Regions from separate parts of the Homo sapiens genome. Here region 1 is linked to region 2. A link is an interaction called in ENCODE POLR2A ChIA-PET data of the cell type or tissue named here. Cell type or tissue: CD4-positive, alpha-beta T cell. All regions are shown on one strand. Each heading gives the region's core, and the rest is flanking DNA. Links, peaks and the distances in the headings are about the cores only. Region 1 has its middle 64 kb from the start of LINC03099. Region 2 has its middle 33 kb from the start of MIR1587.

What was found. ChIA-PET counts read pairs that join two places held together with the same protein. Peaks named below come from ENCODE experiments on the same cell type or tissue, not always from the same donor. Only the 100,000 strongest peaks of a DNase experiment are listed, where the experiment ranks them.
Region 1: POLR2A ChIA-PET joins it to region 2 with 8 read pairs; 3 of 35 experiments call an interaction of 5 or more read pairs at or near these places.

What each region holds. Positions count from the first base shown.
Region 1 is chrX:40,194,944-40,203,172 of GRCh38, forward strand. No RefSeq gene overlaps it. Among named protein-coding and RNA genes, the nearest start is that of LINC03099, 64 kb to the right of the region's middle. RefSeq lists a silencer at 7,733-7,782. In CD4-positive, alpha-beta T cell, for the core only: no CTCF peak of the experiment used is centred there; no DNase peak of the experiment used is centred there.
Region 2 is chrX:39,866,575-39,874,803 of GRCh38, forward strand. No RefSeq gene overlaps it. Among named protein-coding and RNA genes, the nearest start is that of MIR1587, 33 kb to the left of the region's middle. RefSeq lists an enhancer at 7,938-8,229. In CD4-positive, alpha-beta T cell, for the core only: no CTCF peak of the experiment used is centred there; a DNase peak (open chromatin) is centred at 3,837.

The sequences.
Region 1 (8,229 bases), core at 2,556-5,055, 330 kb after region 2:
GCTGGTTTTGAACTCCTGACCTCAGGTGATCCGCCCACCTCAGCCTCCCAAAGTGCTGGGATTACAGGCGTGAACCACCGCACCTGGCCCACACCTGGCCTTTAAAAAAAAATTTTTTTTTATTTTTATTTTTTTATGAGACAGAGTCTCTCTGTTGCCCAGGCTGGAGTGCAGTGGCTTGATCTCGGCTCATTGCAACCTCTGCCTCCTGGGTTCAAGGGATTCTTGTGCCTCAGCCTCCCAAGTAGCTGAGACTACAAATGCGCACCACCATACCTGGCTAGTTTTTTGTATTTTTAGTAGAGACAGGATTTTGCCATGTTGGCCAGCCTGGTCTCAAACTCATGGCCTCAAGTGATTTGCCTTCTTTGGCCTCTCAAAGTGCTGGGATTACAGGCGTGAGCCACCCTGCCTGGCTGGCCTAGAGATATTTTTCAGGCCAATATTTTCTACCAGGTATTGGCAAACTTTTTCTGCAAAGGTTCAGAGAATAACTATTTTAGGCTTTGCAGGCCATATGGTTTCTGTGGCAACTATTCAACTCTGCTGCTGTAGGGCAGCCACAGATAATATATAAAATAATGAGTGGGGCTATTTTTCAATAAAACTTTATTTACAAAAACAGGCAGCTGGCCAGATCTGGCACACAGGCTGTAGATTGCTATAGAATCTACAGCGGTGCTGTCCAACAGAAATATAATGCAAGCCACTTTTGTAGCTGCAGGGAGAGGAGATGTCTCCCCAGCATCATTCCCCTGCATTCAGTAGAACCACCTCCCCTAGTACAGAAGAAAGCAACCAGGCAGAGCATCAGAGAGAGGTAGGTGCTTGAGGCAGCAAGTTGTCAGAGTACAGCAAATTGTCCATCACAGCTGCAGGCAGACTCAAGTAGGCCAAGGGCATAAGGGACAGGGCATCAATAGTATCTGCCTCAGGTAGCAAACCTGAGAATGAAGCCTGAGCCTTGGAAGGTAGAGCAGTGAAATGAGGAGGTATGAGGGCATTGGGGATTTTATGATGTCGCTGGATCAAGGCTTGCCCGAAGTGAGATATACCTCTGGACTTTTCGGTCATGTGAACCAGTCCATCCTCCAATCAATATTTAAGCCAGGGGCCGGGTGCAGTGGCTCACACCTGTAATCCCAGCACTTTGCGGGGTCGAGGCTGGAGGATGGCTTGAGCTCAGGAGTTTAAGACCAGCCTGGCCGACATGACGAAACTCCAGCTTTACAAAAATTACAAAAATTAGCCAGGTGTGGTGGCACGTGCCTATAGTTCCAGCTACTTGGAAGGCTGAAGTGGGAGGATGGCTTCAGAGCAAGACCCCCCATCTCAAAAAAAAAAAAAATTAAGCCAATTCAGTGGAGGTTTCTGTGTCTTGTAACAGAAAGCAGTTTTTACTGTTCCAGGAATTAAACAGGTTAATTATCTTGATAATTCTTTGGATGCTGAATATCTTCACTATGAGAATTAAGATTGGCAGAGATATCGATATTCTCATTTAAAGTATTTCTTGAGCCTGGTGCAGTGGTTTGCACCTCTAATCCCAGCTACTCTCAAGGCTGAGGTGGGAGGATACCTTGAGGCCAGGAGTTTGAAACCAGCTTGGGCAACATCGTGAGATCCCGTCTCTAAAAAATTTTTTTTTAATTATCTGGGCATGGTGACACACACCTGCAGTCCCCGCTACTCGGGAGGCTGAGGTAAGAGGATCGCTTGAGCCCAGGAGTTTGAGGTTACAGTGAGCTATGACTGCATCACTACATTCCAGCCTGGGTGACAGAGCAATATCCCATCTCTAATAAGTAAATCAATATTTTAAAAATTAAAAAAATTAAAATAAGGTTGGAGCAGTCCTCCCACAGTCATTTAGCTGTCCTAAAACCACTTTCATCCACCCTGACTTGGATCTGTAGCCCAGCCCACTGTTCAAGTCCTCTGAGGTTTCCCTCTCTCCCATGCTCCTTGGGAAGGTGGCATTTTGTCGTGTGGGTAAAGGAAGACTTACATAATTCTGAATTACACAGGATGACACTCAGTTGCCTGTACATGAAACCCAACAACTGTGGTGGCTTAACTGGACTTAATCATATAGTCTCAGGCAATGAGAAGTCAGGCTAATACAGTCCAGGTCTGGAATGGTGGTCCACGAAGGCCAAGAAGGAGCCAGGGTCTTTCTGTCTTTCCCTTCCTCCAGCCTTAGCAGTGGCTGCCGTATTTCCAGCCCCAGGCCCTTGCTCCAGCAAGAGGAGAAAGTGACAGAAGAGGCGGTGCCAGCTGATTTCTGCCTGTGTCCCATTGGCTAGAAAAGAGTCACGTGGTCACTCCTGCTGCACAGATGTCTGGGAAAGTGGGTTATTAGCTTTAGAATCTTGCCCTAGAGGACCTTCAGTGAGAGAATAGTTGAAACGAATGTTTAGGGAGCCATCCTACCACACTTAACTCCAGTCTCTTTTGCATTGATGGTGTGGACTCTGTTTACATTTTGCTTCAGCCAACACGCTGAGCCTTCCAGTAACCAGACTACCATGTGCAAGTCAGGGTGGCTTTTTGTTTTTTGTTTGTTTTTTCTGACACAGGGTCTTGCTCTGTTGCCCATGCTGCAGTGCAGTGGGGCAATCATGGCTCACTGCAACCTCAATCTCCCAGGCTCAAGTGATCCTCCTGCCTCAGCCTCCTGAGTAGCTGGGACTACAGGCATGCACCACCATGCCTGGCTGATTTTTTATATTTTTAGTGGAAATGAGGTCTTGCTTTTTTGCCCAGGCTGGTCTCAAACTCCTGAGCTCGAGCAATCCTCCTACCTTGGCCTCCGCAAGTACTGAGATTACAGGCGTGAGCTGCGCTACTGGGCCTGGTTTTTGTTTTTTGTTTGTTTGCTTTTGAGACGGGGATTTGCTCTGTCACCCAGGCTGGAGTGCAGTGGGGCGATCTTGGCTCAGTGCAGCCTTGAGCTACCAGACTCAAACGATCCTCCTACCTCCAGCCTCCCAAATAGCTGGGATTACAGACACACACCACCATGCCTGGCTAATTTTTGTATACATTGTAGACATGGGGTTTTGCCATGTTGCCCAGGCTGGTCTCCAACACCTGCACTCAAGTGATCCACCTAGCTTGGCCTCCCAAAGTGCTGGGATTATAGTTGGGAGCCACCGTGCCTGACCTTTTTTTTTTTTTTTTTTTTTTTTTGAGACAGGCTCTCACTCTGTCACTCAGACTGGAGTGCAGTGGCTCAGTCTGGGCTCACTACAGCTACAGCCTCAACCTCCCAGGCTCAAGTGATTCTCCCACCTCAGCCTCCCCAGTAGCTGGGATTACAGGTTTGTGCCACCAAGTGTGGCTAATTTTTTTTTTTTTTTTTAAAGACAGGGTCTCACTCTGTTGCCCAGGCTGGTCTTGAACTCCTGGACTCAAGGGATCCTCCCGCCTTGGCCTCCCAAAGTGTTAGGATTACAAGCGTGAGCCACCGCACCTGGCCCTTTAAGTTGAATTCATTTTGTTGTTTGATGGGGCAAGGGTGTGAAAGAAATTTCCGATTACATATAGAGGAGCTGAGAAATACTTCTTTTTTGTTTTTTTGAGAGACAGGTTTTGCTCTTGTTGCCCAGTGCAGTGATGTGAACATAGCTCACTGTAACCTTGAATTCCTTCCTGGGCTCAAGCGATCCTCCTACGTCTCAGCCTCTCGAGTAGCTGGGACTACAGGTGTATGCCATCATGCCCAGCCAAACTTCTTTTTTTTTTTTTTTTTTTGAGATGGAGTTTCGCTCTTGTTGCCCATGCTGGAGCTCGGCTCACTGCAACCTCCGCCTCCCAGGTTCAAGGAATTCTTGTGTCTCAGCCTCCCATGTAGTTGGGATTGCAGGTGTGTACCACCATGCCCAGCTAATTTTTTAAATTTTTAGTAGAGACAGGGTTTCACCATGTTGGTCAGGCTGGTCTCGAACTCCTGGCCCCAGGTGATCCACCCGCCTCAGCCTCCCAAAGTGCTGGGATTACAGGCGTGAGCCACCGTGCCTGGCCTCAGACTTATTTTTAAAAAAACTTTTCGGGGAATTCAGGGAAGATCATATAGGTTTGACTGGTGAATCCTTAAGAACAGAAAGTGCTAAGCCACCAACTTCTTTCCCTCACTGATGTAGACCATTGGGGAGTCTCTTAGATTCTACTGGTGGTGAGTGAGCCATCAGAAGCTAAACAATGACACCAAGCTTCCGGGTGGTGAAAATCTTATATTTTTTGAGGATTTTAGTGGTCACCAAACCCTTATCCCTCATGAAAAAGGCTTTTTGTTTTGGCTTCTTGCACTTTCTGGAACCCCCAGCATTCTCACCATTTCTCCTCCTGGTAGTTTATGGTGAAAAACAAAAACAAAAACAAAAAAACCCATCCCAACAAATTTCCTTTCCTGTTTGGCTTTCCAGAAAAAAGCCTAAGTGCTTGTATTATTTTCCACTTTTAATCACTGCTCGACGGAGATGGAAAGTTAAGTCATGTAATTGCTTTTGTGTTGTATAGCTCTTTTCACTATTTTGGAAAAAAGAAATAGTTCAATGGATAAAATGTGGGTTTGCACCAAACCCCAAACATCACAAGCCTTAATGGCAACCATGTGTTATTCCTGAGAATATGCATCTAATTTATTTAAGAAAAAGAAGAAAAATACAGCACTGCTTAACTTGGACACAGAGTAAGCCAGAAAGTGCCAAAGACATTTGGGGACAGATTCGCTGTTTCAGGTATCTCAAAGTAAAAAATAGGTTTTATGAACATTTGAGATGTAGATTGCAACAGGAATATTTGAGGCAAGATTGTCTTCCCAAAACTCTTGAGTCATAAAACATGTGTCTCAGGGTTGGAAGGCTGGAAATGCCTGGAGGCACAGCTGGCCCATCCTGCCGCCTTCTGCCTGGATTGTCCACAAAGCGACGAGGCTGGCATGTGACCCTCTGAGCAGCTGCCAAGAAGAGGACACATAAACAGGTGGAGCTGCAGCAAGACTGTGCAGAAGAGGTCCAGTCCAGCCCCCGGCCCCCTGCACCTTCTTCCGATCTGTTGCAACCAGAGATTTCCTGCAGCCCTGGCCCTAGCAGTGCGCACCCTGGGAATGGCATGAGGATGGGGGCTCTTCATGGAGATCGAGTCTTGGCCCAACACTAATCCTTCCCCTGAGAAGCCTCAGTGGGCTAGGGGTAGTAGAGGAATTAACTTAGATGCTCACTTGGTTCCTGGGCCTATGACTTTTTTTTTTTTTTTTTTTGAGAGCGAGTCTTACTCTGTCGCCTAGGCTGGAGTGCAGTGGCGAGATTTCGGCTCACTGCAACCTCCGCCTCCCAGATTCAAGCAGTTCTCTGCCTCAGCCTCCCCAGTAGCTGGGATTGCAGGTGCTTGCCACCACACCTGGCTAATTTTTTTTTTTTGAGACGGAGTCTCGCTCTGTCGCCCAGGAGGGAGTGCAGTGGCACGATCTTGGCTCACTGCAAGCTCCGCCTCCGGGGTTCACGCCATTCTCCTGCCTCAGCCTCCTGAGTAGCTGGGACTATAGGCGCCCGCCACCACGCCTGGCTAATTTTTTGTATTTTTAGTAGAGACGGGGTTTCATCGTGTTAGCCAGGATGGTCTCGATCTCCTGACCTCATGATCTGTCCACCTCGGCCTCCCAAAGTGCTGGGATTACAGGCGTGAGCCACCGCGCCCGGCCTAATTTATGTATTTTTAATAGAGATGGGGTTTCACCATTTTTGCCAGCCTGGTCTTGAACTCCTGACCTCGTGATCCACCCACCTTGGCCTCCCAGAGTGCTGGGATTACAGGTGTGAGCCACCGTGCCCGGCCAGGCCTGTGACTTTTGACCACTAAATCACAGTTTCCAACTGAAAATGCCCATGCAGAGCTAGCCTGGTGTGCCCCAATTTAGTGTTTGCACAGGGGCTCGAATCAGAGCTGTGTTTCCAAGTACCCCAGTCTCAAGTTGTAAAGTGGCTAGGAATTTTTGCTTGGTCACAAACTCTGGTGTGCAAAGAGCAATGCTCTCTATTTTCCTGAAACTAAACTTGGCTCTTGAGTCCCCATTTCCACTGATGATGGAAGAGGTAAGCGTGCCAATTCTAACCAACTCAAGTACTGCCAGTTTAAAGGCAGTCCCTTCCAGAGTAAATGGGATTCTCACTTGTCCTCCACCTCCTCCTTCCCTTCTCCCCTGGGGCAATCAAAAGCTGAGCCCTGGTTCTGGCATGAGGAAGGGACTCACCTGCCCCCACCGGTACTCACTGACTTCTGCCTGCCCAAGTATCTATCTCCAGCTGCATCCCAAACCACCCCAAAACTTAGCAGCTTAAAACGAACACAACAGTGATTTTTCTCATACAATCTGTCATTTGAGCAGGGCTTGGTGGGGACAGCTATCTCTGCTCCACGTAGTGTCAGCTGGGGTGGTTCGAAGGGTGGGTGCTGGGATCATCTGAGGGCTCTGACAATTGATGCTACTGTCATCTGTGACCTCCTCTGGGGCTGTCAGCTGGGACACATGGCCTCTGCTTGTGGCCTGGGCTTCCTCATAGCATGGCAGCTGAGTTCTAAGGGTCAGTGGACAGAGACAGAATGGAGACAGCCAGGCAGAAACCAATTTGCCTTTCATGACCCAGTCCTCAGAAATCATGTGGTGTCACTTTTGTCACATTTGTTTGTCAAGGCAGTCACAAAGGCCTGCCCAGTTTCAAGGGGTGAGAGAAATAAGCCCCACCTCTTGAGGAGGGAGTGGCAAGGTTCTGGAGGAGGATGTGAGGTCATATACAGTGGCAAGGCCACTTTCAGAATACAATCTGCTACAACCTCTCTTCTCAGTGCATTCTTACCACTGACCTTTTTAGATCTGTTATGGTCTCTGGTTTAGTTCATTCAGCCGGTTCAGTTCATTCAACCCACTAGGGTTTCTGCACTGCTACCCAGAGGCCTCTTGGTGTTCCAGCCTTAAAGCCATGTCTGTGCCCATCTTGAGGACAGGGAAAATTTGCAGAGTTCTTTTTTTTTTGTCCGAGACGGAGTCTTGCTCTGTCACCCAGGCTGAAGTGCAATGGCACCATCTTGGTTCACTGCAACCTCCGCCTCCTGGGTCCTGGTTCAAGCAATTCTCCTGCCTCAGCCTCTTGAGTAGCTGGAATTACAGGAATGTGCCACCATACCCACCTAATTTTTGTATTTTTAGTAGAGACAGGGTTTTGCCATGTTGGCCAGGCTGGTCTTGAACTCCTGACCTCAAGTGATCCTATGGGCAGAAAAGAGGCGGCCAGGCGTGGTGGCTCACGCCTGTAGTCCCAGCACTTTGGGAGGCTGTGGCGGGTGGATCACGAGGTCAGGAGTTCAAGACCAGCCTGGCAAAGATGGTGAAACCCCATCTCTATTAAAAATACAAAAATTAGCCAGGCATGGTGGCAAGCACCTGTAATCCCAGCTACTGGGGAGGCTGAGGCAGGGAACTGCTTGAACCCGGGAGGCGGAGGTTGCAATGAGCTGAGATCATGCCATTGCACTCCAGCCTGGGCAACAAGAGTGAAACTCCATCTCAAAAAAAAAAAAAAAAAGACAGATATTTTTGGTGCTGCTGCCCCATCTCTTCGTCCCCCTTCCTGCCTTGACCGTGTTGTGTTGAGGAAACTGTCTCTAACCATGTTCTTCCTCTACTCTCACACCACAACAACTGTCAACACAGAAGACTTCTGTGACCAAATGTGGGAGGGGCTTCCCCACACACCAAGCAGCGGGCACCAGCTAGGTGTCCTTGAATTCAGTTTTGACACTGTCTACCCGCGGATAATGTCAGATCCCACAGGTTGAGGGCTCAGTCCCCAAGACTGCCCCCCCACCCCACACACACCTGTTGCAAACCCAGGCCTCTGAAACTTCTGACTGACTGGCTTCAAGTTAAAGTTCCCATGACCCCCTCTTTGGGTTTGATTAATTTGCTGGAGCGGCTCACAGAACTCAGAGAAACACTTATGTTTACCGGTTTATTAGAAAGGATATTGCAAAGGATACAGATGAAGAGACACGCAGGCGAGATATGGGAGAAGATACGTGGAGCTTCCATGCCTCCCCTAGGCGAGCCACCCTCCAGGAACCTCCATGTGTGCAGCTATCTGGAAGCTCGCTGGACCCTGTCCTCATGGGTTTTTATGAAAGCTTCATGACATCAGCATCCCTTCCCCCAGGGTATAGGGGGGCACTCTG
Region 2 (8,229 bases), core at 2,615-5,114:
AAAGATGCCTCTCAGAGGCCCTGCAGCTTCCCCGGCCCCCGTGATGGCTGTGAAGCCCAGGGCTCCTCCTCCAGATCTCCAGCTCAGCCCCTCCAACTCTTCAACCCTTGGTACATATCCTCCACTGTTACTGCCTGCCCCCAAGAGCTAAGGAAGGGGGCCTCAAGACCACACAACAATGGAAGGAAACCCCTTGTCAGGGAAGGAAGATTCTAACTGGAGCCCTCAATGCTCCAGAAAGATTATCTTTCCGGTTCCCATTGTAAAGAGAGCAACTCACAATCACCCCACTACCCATAAGCTCTCACTGCCCTTTTCCTCCCCCACCCCCACCCCCCAAACAGGCTGATTTGTTTACCTTTTATCACTCTGTTAAAAAATTAGTTCTTACAGGTCCTTCTCCCAGGATGAGGGCAAAAGACAGCCTGGGCCTCCTCTGTTATTTTAAGGCAAGATATGTCGGCTTGAAGTCTGCTCTGAGATCTTGTGGGGAGGGCGGCAGGGCTTGTTATATGAGGGTCAAGTCAATAATAAGACCTGCTGGCCAGGCGCGGTGGCTCTCGCCTGTAATCCCAGCACTTTAGGAGACCAAGGCAGGTGGATCACCTGAGGTCAGGAGTTCGAGACCAGCCTGGCCAACGTGGTGAAACCGTCTCTACTAAAAATACAAAAACTAGCCGGATGTGGTTGCACGTGTCTGTAGTCCCAGCTACTCGGGAGGCTGAGGCAGGAGAATTGCTTGAACCCGGGAGGTGGAGGTTGCAGTGAGCCGTGATCATGCCCACTGCACTCCAGCCTGGGCGACAGAGCAAAACTCCATCTCAAAAAAAAAAAAAACCTGCTCACATCCAGGGTCTTCGGATCACCTTGTCCGTGGCCAATGAGAAAAATGCTTCCCTTCCCTCCAGGCCTTTTCCTGCCTGTCCCCAGTCCCTTCAACTGTCCCTGGCTTCCCAGGGCTCCTCCCCTCCCCCTCCAAACTTGCTACTTGCCAACACCATCTACCTTCCGCACCCCCATATCCCACTTTTTTATTCAACGTCCCCATCAGGTGTAGGAGAAGCTAAAGCCCACGTGTACATCTCTGTCTCTGACCATGAATCCATCGAGGTGATATGCCTGAACCCCAAGGCCGGTGGACGGGCACTGGGGGAACTCTTCAATTTCCACTACTTGAGTGCTTGCTTGCCTACATTGACAAATGGATCTCTCACTTTTCAACTTGAGCAGAGTGGATTCTTCTTGCTAAAGGCTGAAGTACTTGCTGAGTTGCAAGTTTTAGAAAATGAGGCCATTGTGGGGCTATTTCTGAGGGAAAGGAAGACCTGCAGTGCCAGCGCCAGCCCCGTCCACCTCCCACAAGAATCGGGCACCATTCTTTTTACATTGGGGAAAATTCCATCTCCTATTTCAAGAAAAATAACTGAATCTGGCTTCATCTTCTGCCAAAGTATACACTGTGAGGAGATGGCAAGGGTTTAATTCTTAGAGACAGTGAGAAGCAAGTGACCAAAAGGAACTTCAGGATGAAGATGACTTTTCAGTATCTAAGAGGGCTTTGCTGGTGAAGCCCCTGCAGTTAAGGTGTCAGCTATGGGATAACCGGGGGTGGGGGTAGGAGAGACCCCCTCACCATGGCATCCTGCTGGGAGCATAGCCGGTCTGTGTGAGGAGCAGAGTCAGCCTCCCAGGAAAGGGCAAAGAAAGGTGGGGTTCATGGTCACTTTTGAAAACCAGCTTCCCAGGGCTTTGCCTGTAACAAAGTATCATGCACTGGGGGGCTTAAACAATGGAATTTTATCTTCTCACAGTTCTGGAGGCTGGAAGTCTGAGATCAAGGTGCCAGCAGGGTTGGTTCCTTCTGAGGCCTCTCTCTTTGGCTTGTAGATGGCTGTCTTCTGGCTGTATATCTTCACAGTCTTCCCTCTGTATGTGTCTGTGTCCTAATTTCCTCTTCTTATAAAGACACCAGCCATATTGGATTAGGGCTTACCCATATGACCTCATTTTAACTTAATTACCGCTTTAAAGACCCCATTTCCAAATACTGTCACATTCTGGGGCACTGAGGGGTTAGGACTTCAACATATGTTCTGAATTGCATACCCTGAAAATTCCTTTGTTGAAGTTTTTGCTTCCACAATTACAACCTATTCAAACTGCAATCGATATAGTGCTGGGACTGGGAGAAGCTGCAGGGTTGCAGATCACACATAAAAAGGTCCTCGTCTACCCCAACCCCAGGCTTCTTTCTGCCTAAATTCTCCTCAGCATCCAAGTCTTGCCTCTGCAAGAAGCCCTCCCTGTCCCCTGAACTCACATGGAGTTTTCCCTTTGTCAAATTTCACAAGGAAGGATCGTTCAAGTCATGCTTTCTGCATCCTGAGTGTAAATCATAAATTCGCTTTTTTTTTTTTTTTTCGAGACAGTGTCTTTCTCTGTTGACCAGGCTGGAGTATAATGACACATTCACACCTCATGGCAGCCTTGACCTCCTGGGCTCAAGTGATCCTCCTGCCTCAGCCTCCTTTCTGAGTAAGATCTTTAAGAATAAGCCACCCCCATCCTAACACACACACACGCACACACACACACACACACACACACAAGTGGCCAGTATCTATTTCCTCCCTCTCCCAGCCAGGCAGTTTAGGGAGTTGGAGTTGGCTGCACATCCAGCTCTAGGGATCAACCAGATTGGCTTAATTCAAAAGGGAAGATACACATGACCAAATTGGTCCAATCAGAGTGAATATCAGGATTCTTGATGGGAATGCTGGAACACAGGGTCTCTCTTCTGGGCTGGGTTTGGTTGTACAGCATGTGAGTTCTAGAGTAGAGCAGCTACAATTGGGTGGGCAGGTGGCAGGAATGGGGGCTGGAAGTTCCAGGAATCTGGATGGGGTTGGGGGGTGGGGGCAGGGAACCACTACTGTGTGTAACCATGAAACCCATCCAGAGGAAACAGAGCAGATAATGGGTGCTGGTGGCATCATTTAAGCCCTAGATGAAGCCATACCTGAAGTAGGTTACCTCTGGACCATTCAGTAACATAAACCAATCAATTTCCCCTTTTGCTAATATTGAATTGGGTTGGGTTCACAATGGAAAAATCACTAAATGATATAATTTCTTTGGGATCCTCCAAAGAGCCTAACCCCAGGATAGTGTGGACACTCAATAAATACAAGTATGCACCACATAATGACGTACCAGTCAACAACATATTGTATATACGACAGTGGTCCCGTAATATTATAATACTGTATTTTTACTGTAACTTTTCTATGTGTAGAGATGTTTAGATACACAAATACCACTGTATAACAATTACCTGCAGTATTCAGTACAGTACATGCTGTACAGGTTTGTAGCCTAGGAACAACAGGCTATACCATGTAGCCTAAGTGTGTAGTAAGCTATACCACATAGGCTCGTAGAAATATATGCTATGATGTTCATACAATGACGAAATCCCCTAACCAAACATTTTTCAGAACATATCCCCTTCATTAAGTGACACATGACTGTACTAGAGCATTACAAAGCCTCAATCTATGAAGGCTTTGTAGATAAGAAAACTGTGACCAGGGGTAAAGGGATTTACCAAGTCTCAGGAGCCAGTTAGTGGCAGAGCCTGGATGACAGCCTAGATCTCCAATCTAGTGCCATTCCCACTGCACTGGAAGGGATGAGGGCCACTGTTCCTCCTCCCTTGATCCGCCAACCTAGTCCCTGCAGGAGAGGGAGGAGCTGAGAAAGCCAGTGTGAAGCCACAGCACCCTCAACCCCCCAGATAGGAAGACTTGGTTGCAAGCCAGGAGGCCAGAGGAGAGGCGAGGCAGGAAATTGAGTGGCTCCACGTCAACCACACGTTCTGAGTCACCTGGGGGCTGTCAGTAAGAAGATAGTGCAAAGATGGTGAGCAGCTGCCAACCCAGGCAGCAGGCATGTCGGTGTCCTCAGGACCCCAGAGGGCCCCATTGCAGGCTCTAGGGAGACCTCTACCCTCAAGAAGGCTATCTCCGAAGGGGCGCGGTGGCTCATGCCTGTAATCCCAGCACTTTGGGAGGCCAAGGTGGGCGGATCACGAGGTCAGGAGATCGAGACTATCCTGGCTAACATGGTGATACCCCGTCCCTACTAAAAATACAAAAAATTAGCCGGGCATGGTGGCGGGCGCCTGTAGTCCCAGCTAGTCGGGAGGCTGAGGCAGGAGAATGGTGTGAACCTGGGAGGCGGAGCTTGCAGTGAGCTGAGATCGTGCCACTGCACTCCAGCCTGGGCAACAGAGCGAGAATGAAACTCCGTCTCAAAAAAAAAAAAAAAAAAAAAAAAGAAGGCTGTCTCCAAGTGGGGTGGTGGGCTTAGCAGGCTCCAGAAGGGGCAGAAATGTGTGTCGGGGCAGAGTCACGTGTCTGGCAGCTGGGCTGTGAAGACTGGCAGGGGTGGGGAGTGGATTGTGCAGAATAGAATATCTGGGATACCTTGGGCATCTCTCTCCAACATGGCAGCTTCAGGGTAGCCAAATTCTTAAATGGCAGCTCAGTGCTTCAAAGACATGTGGGAGGGAGGGAGAGAGGGAGAGAGGGAGAGAGGGCGAGGGGGAGAAGGAGTGAGAGAGAGAGAGAGGTGAAAGCCATATCACCTTTTCCAACCTGGCCTCACAGCATCACCTCTGGTTCATTCAATTCATTGGAAATGTCTGGTCCATATTCAGAGGAGAATTAGGCTCCACCTGGTTGGGAGGACTGTCAAAGAAAGTCTAGATATGGTATTTTATTTGTTGTTGTTTGAGACAGGATCCTGCTCTGTCATCCAGGCCGGAATGCAGTGGTGTGACCATGGTTCACTGTATCCTCGACCTCCTGGGCTCAAAAGATCCTCCTACCTCAGCCTCCCTAGTAGCTTGGACCACAGGCATGTGCCATCGCACCTGGCTTATTTTTTTTTAGAGATGGAGTCTCTCGCTAATGTTGCCCAGGCTGGTCTTGAACCCCTGGGCTCAAAGGATCCTCCCACCTTGGCCTCCCAAACTGCTGGGATTACAGGTATGAGCCACTGCACGTAGCTGAGACATGGTTTTCAACCATGTTAGAAGCCATACCTGGCAGACAACAAGGAGCCGGTGTCCCTAACCCTGTACAATGCCAGCGCTTCCTGGCACTGCCTAAATCTGGACCTTCTGAACACGAGGGATAAAGTGAATGCTATCTTGGACATACCAATGTCATGTGGGGTTTTTTGGTTACTCTCAGCCAAAGCTAATCCTAGCTGATACTGAGCACATGAACTGCCACGTCCTATTCCCGGCACGGAGCAAGCTCTCAAGCCAAAACTTGCTAAGTGAGAGTGGGTGGGCTGATGGAAGGAGGGAGGGAAGGAAAATGCAGCAGTGAACACACTGGACTACAGATCTCAAATACGCTGTTCCATTGGCCAGTAGATTCACTTGTATTTGTTACGCTGTATCCCAATATCTATTTGTTAAAGTGAAAAAACATGCAAAGAAAACCTTAAGTTAACATATAAGGAAGTAGAGGCCAAACAGTAAGTACCTGTGGATGGAATGGATGAATAAATGAGCAATTACAGGACATAAACAGGCAAGGGAAGGTCCCCAAAGCAAAGGCTTTCAGATTAGTCAAGGTGCCCAGGCTGGCTCAAGGCCACATTATGAAAAAGTCCTTTGTCCTAGAAGCCTCTTCTTTTACCTCTCTCTTCCTACTCCACTTTCTCATTCTTCTCTTGCTTTTCCCCCTCCTCTTTCCCTCTTTCTCCTTCTGTTCTTTTTTTTTTTTTTTTTTTTTTTTTTTGAGACAGGATCTCACTCTGTTGCCCAGGCTGGAGTGCTGTGGCACGATCTTGGCTCACTGCAGCCTCTGCCTCCCGGGTCCAAGTGATTCTCCCACCTCAGCCTCCCAAGTAGCTGGGATTACAGGCACACCCCACTACACCTGGCTAATTTTCTATATTTTTAGTAGAGACGAGGTTTCACCGTGTCAGCCAGGCTGGTCTCAAACTCCTGACCTCAGGTGATCCACCTGCCTCGGCCTTCCAAAGTGCTGGGATTACAGGTATGAGCCACCGCGCCCGGCCTTCCTCTTTTTCGTCTTCCCCCTTCTTCTTCTCTTTCTCCTCCTTTCTCTTCCCCCCTTCCTCTCTCCCTCCTCTTTTCCCTTCTTTGTCCTCCTTCTCCCTCTTCTCCTTCCCCCACCCACCTCTCTCTTTCCACAGCCACCTGGTATATATTCTTAGCCCCGTACCCGCCCACCGCCACACACCAAAATCTAGGCATTTCCTGATGTCCTGGACAAAGGGAAGGGAAAACCAATCAAACCATCAATCCCAGTTCCCTGACAGGCCTGGCAAATGTGGTCCCAGCACTCCGTCCATCCTTCTCTCCCTTCCCCTCACCACTTCCCTCATGCTCCAGCCTCTTCACCACCCCCTCCTATTCTGGTCAACTCCTACTCGTCATTCACCATCCTGCTCAGATGTCACCTCCTCTAGAAAAGGCGTCAACCCAAGCCGACACAGCAGGCCCTATTGGGGTAGGTGCCTCTCCCGTGTGCTTCCAGAAGCCCCTGCTCACCTGTGTCAGAACACGCAGCCCACTGGAGTGGAACAGTCTGCCTTGGTCTCCACCAAGAGCCGTGGAGTTGCAGGGAAGGTGCATTCCCATTGCAGAACCTCCAAGAGCCTGCCCTCCAGAAAACCTGCGAGAGTGACTCTACCAGCTTAGTCATCCCTGAATTATGGCAAAGACTAACCCTAAAGTAGCATTTCCTGGGTTGCAGGACATGGGGTAAGTGTCCTCTTGGTGTCTCTTATATCAAGGTGGCTGGGCAGCCCCTATATTGTGTCTGGACCCAAAGAAGCACTGGATGTTCCTTGGGCTGGTTCCCTGGAATTCGAGGGCTTTTCTTTTCTTTTTTCTTTTTTTGAGAAAGGGTCTCAGTCTGTCACCTGGGCTGGAGTGCAGCGGCATGATCATGGCTCACTGCAGCCTTCACTTCCTTGACTCAAGCTATCCTCCCATCTCAGCCTCCTGAGTAGCTGGGACTACAGGTGTGCACAACCACGCCTGACTAATTTTTTAATTTTTTGTAGAGATGGAGACTCACTTTGTTGCCCAGGCTGGTCTCAAAATCCTGAGCTCAAGTGATCCTCCCGCCTCGGCCCCCCAAAGTGCTGGGATTACAGACATGAGCCACTGCACCCAGCCGAATTCAAGTTTTATTTATTTATTTCAATTATTTTTTTTCTTCTTGAGATAGGGTCTCACTCTTTCACCCAGGCTGGAGTGCAGTGGCATGATCACAGCTCACTGCAGCTTCGACCTCCACGGCCCAAGTGATCCTCCCACCTCAGCCTCCTGAGTACCTGAGACCACAGGTACTTGACACCATGCCCAGCTAATTTTTTGTATTTTTCATAGAGATGGGGTTTTGCCACATTGCCCGGACTGGTCTCAAACTCCTGGTCTCAAGCCATCTACCCTCCTAGGCCTTCTGAAATGCTGGGATTACAAGCATAAGCCACCACACCTGGCCTCAAATTCAAGTATTTAACATGTTTAAGCCACATCTTTTCCACTCTGTCTCCAGACACCTCTGTTGTGATACACTGTATTTCTCAATTATGGCCACAGTGATATTTCTGGTCCCATATGTTCTTCCAGGATCTCCTTACTCCCTCAAGAGGTGGTGTCTTTTTCCTCTCCCCTTGAACCTGGGTGGGTGACTCTTCCAACCCATAGAATATGGTGGAACTGATGCCATGTGGTTTGTGATGCTAAGTCACAACATGCAAACAGCTTCTGCTTGGTGCCCAGGAGCTCTCTTTTGGGACACTGACCTTTGGAACCTAGTCGCCATGCTGTGAGAAAGCCCAAACTACACAGAGAGGTCGTGTGTAAATATGTGACCAACAGCCCCAGCTGAGGGCTTTAAGGACAGCCAGCATCAACTGGCAGACCTATGAGTGAACAAGCCTCCTTTCCAGGATGTGAGTGTTGCCTGACAAGGAAACCCCCCTTCCCGTGTCTGCAGTAGCAGAGAAGCCCTGGGGCAGAAAATGAAAGGCAGAGATGACTGGTACTCACTTTGGGTGAGACGCTGTCAGTGTGAGTTGAGTCAAAGCCCTCACGGAATGGTCCACCAAGGCCACAGCTGGAAGCAGCAGAGGTGAGGCCTCAAGGAAGTGAGCCAAGGCACCAGAGGCAAA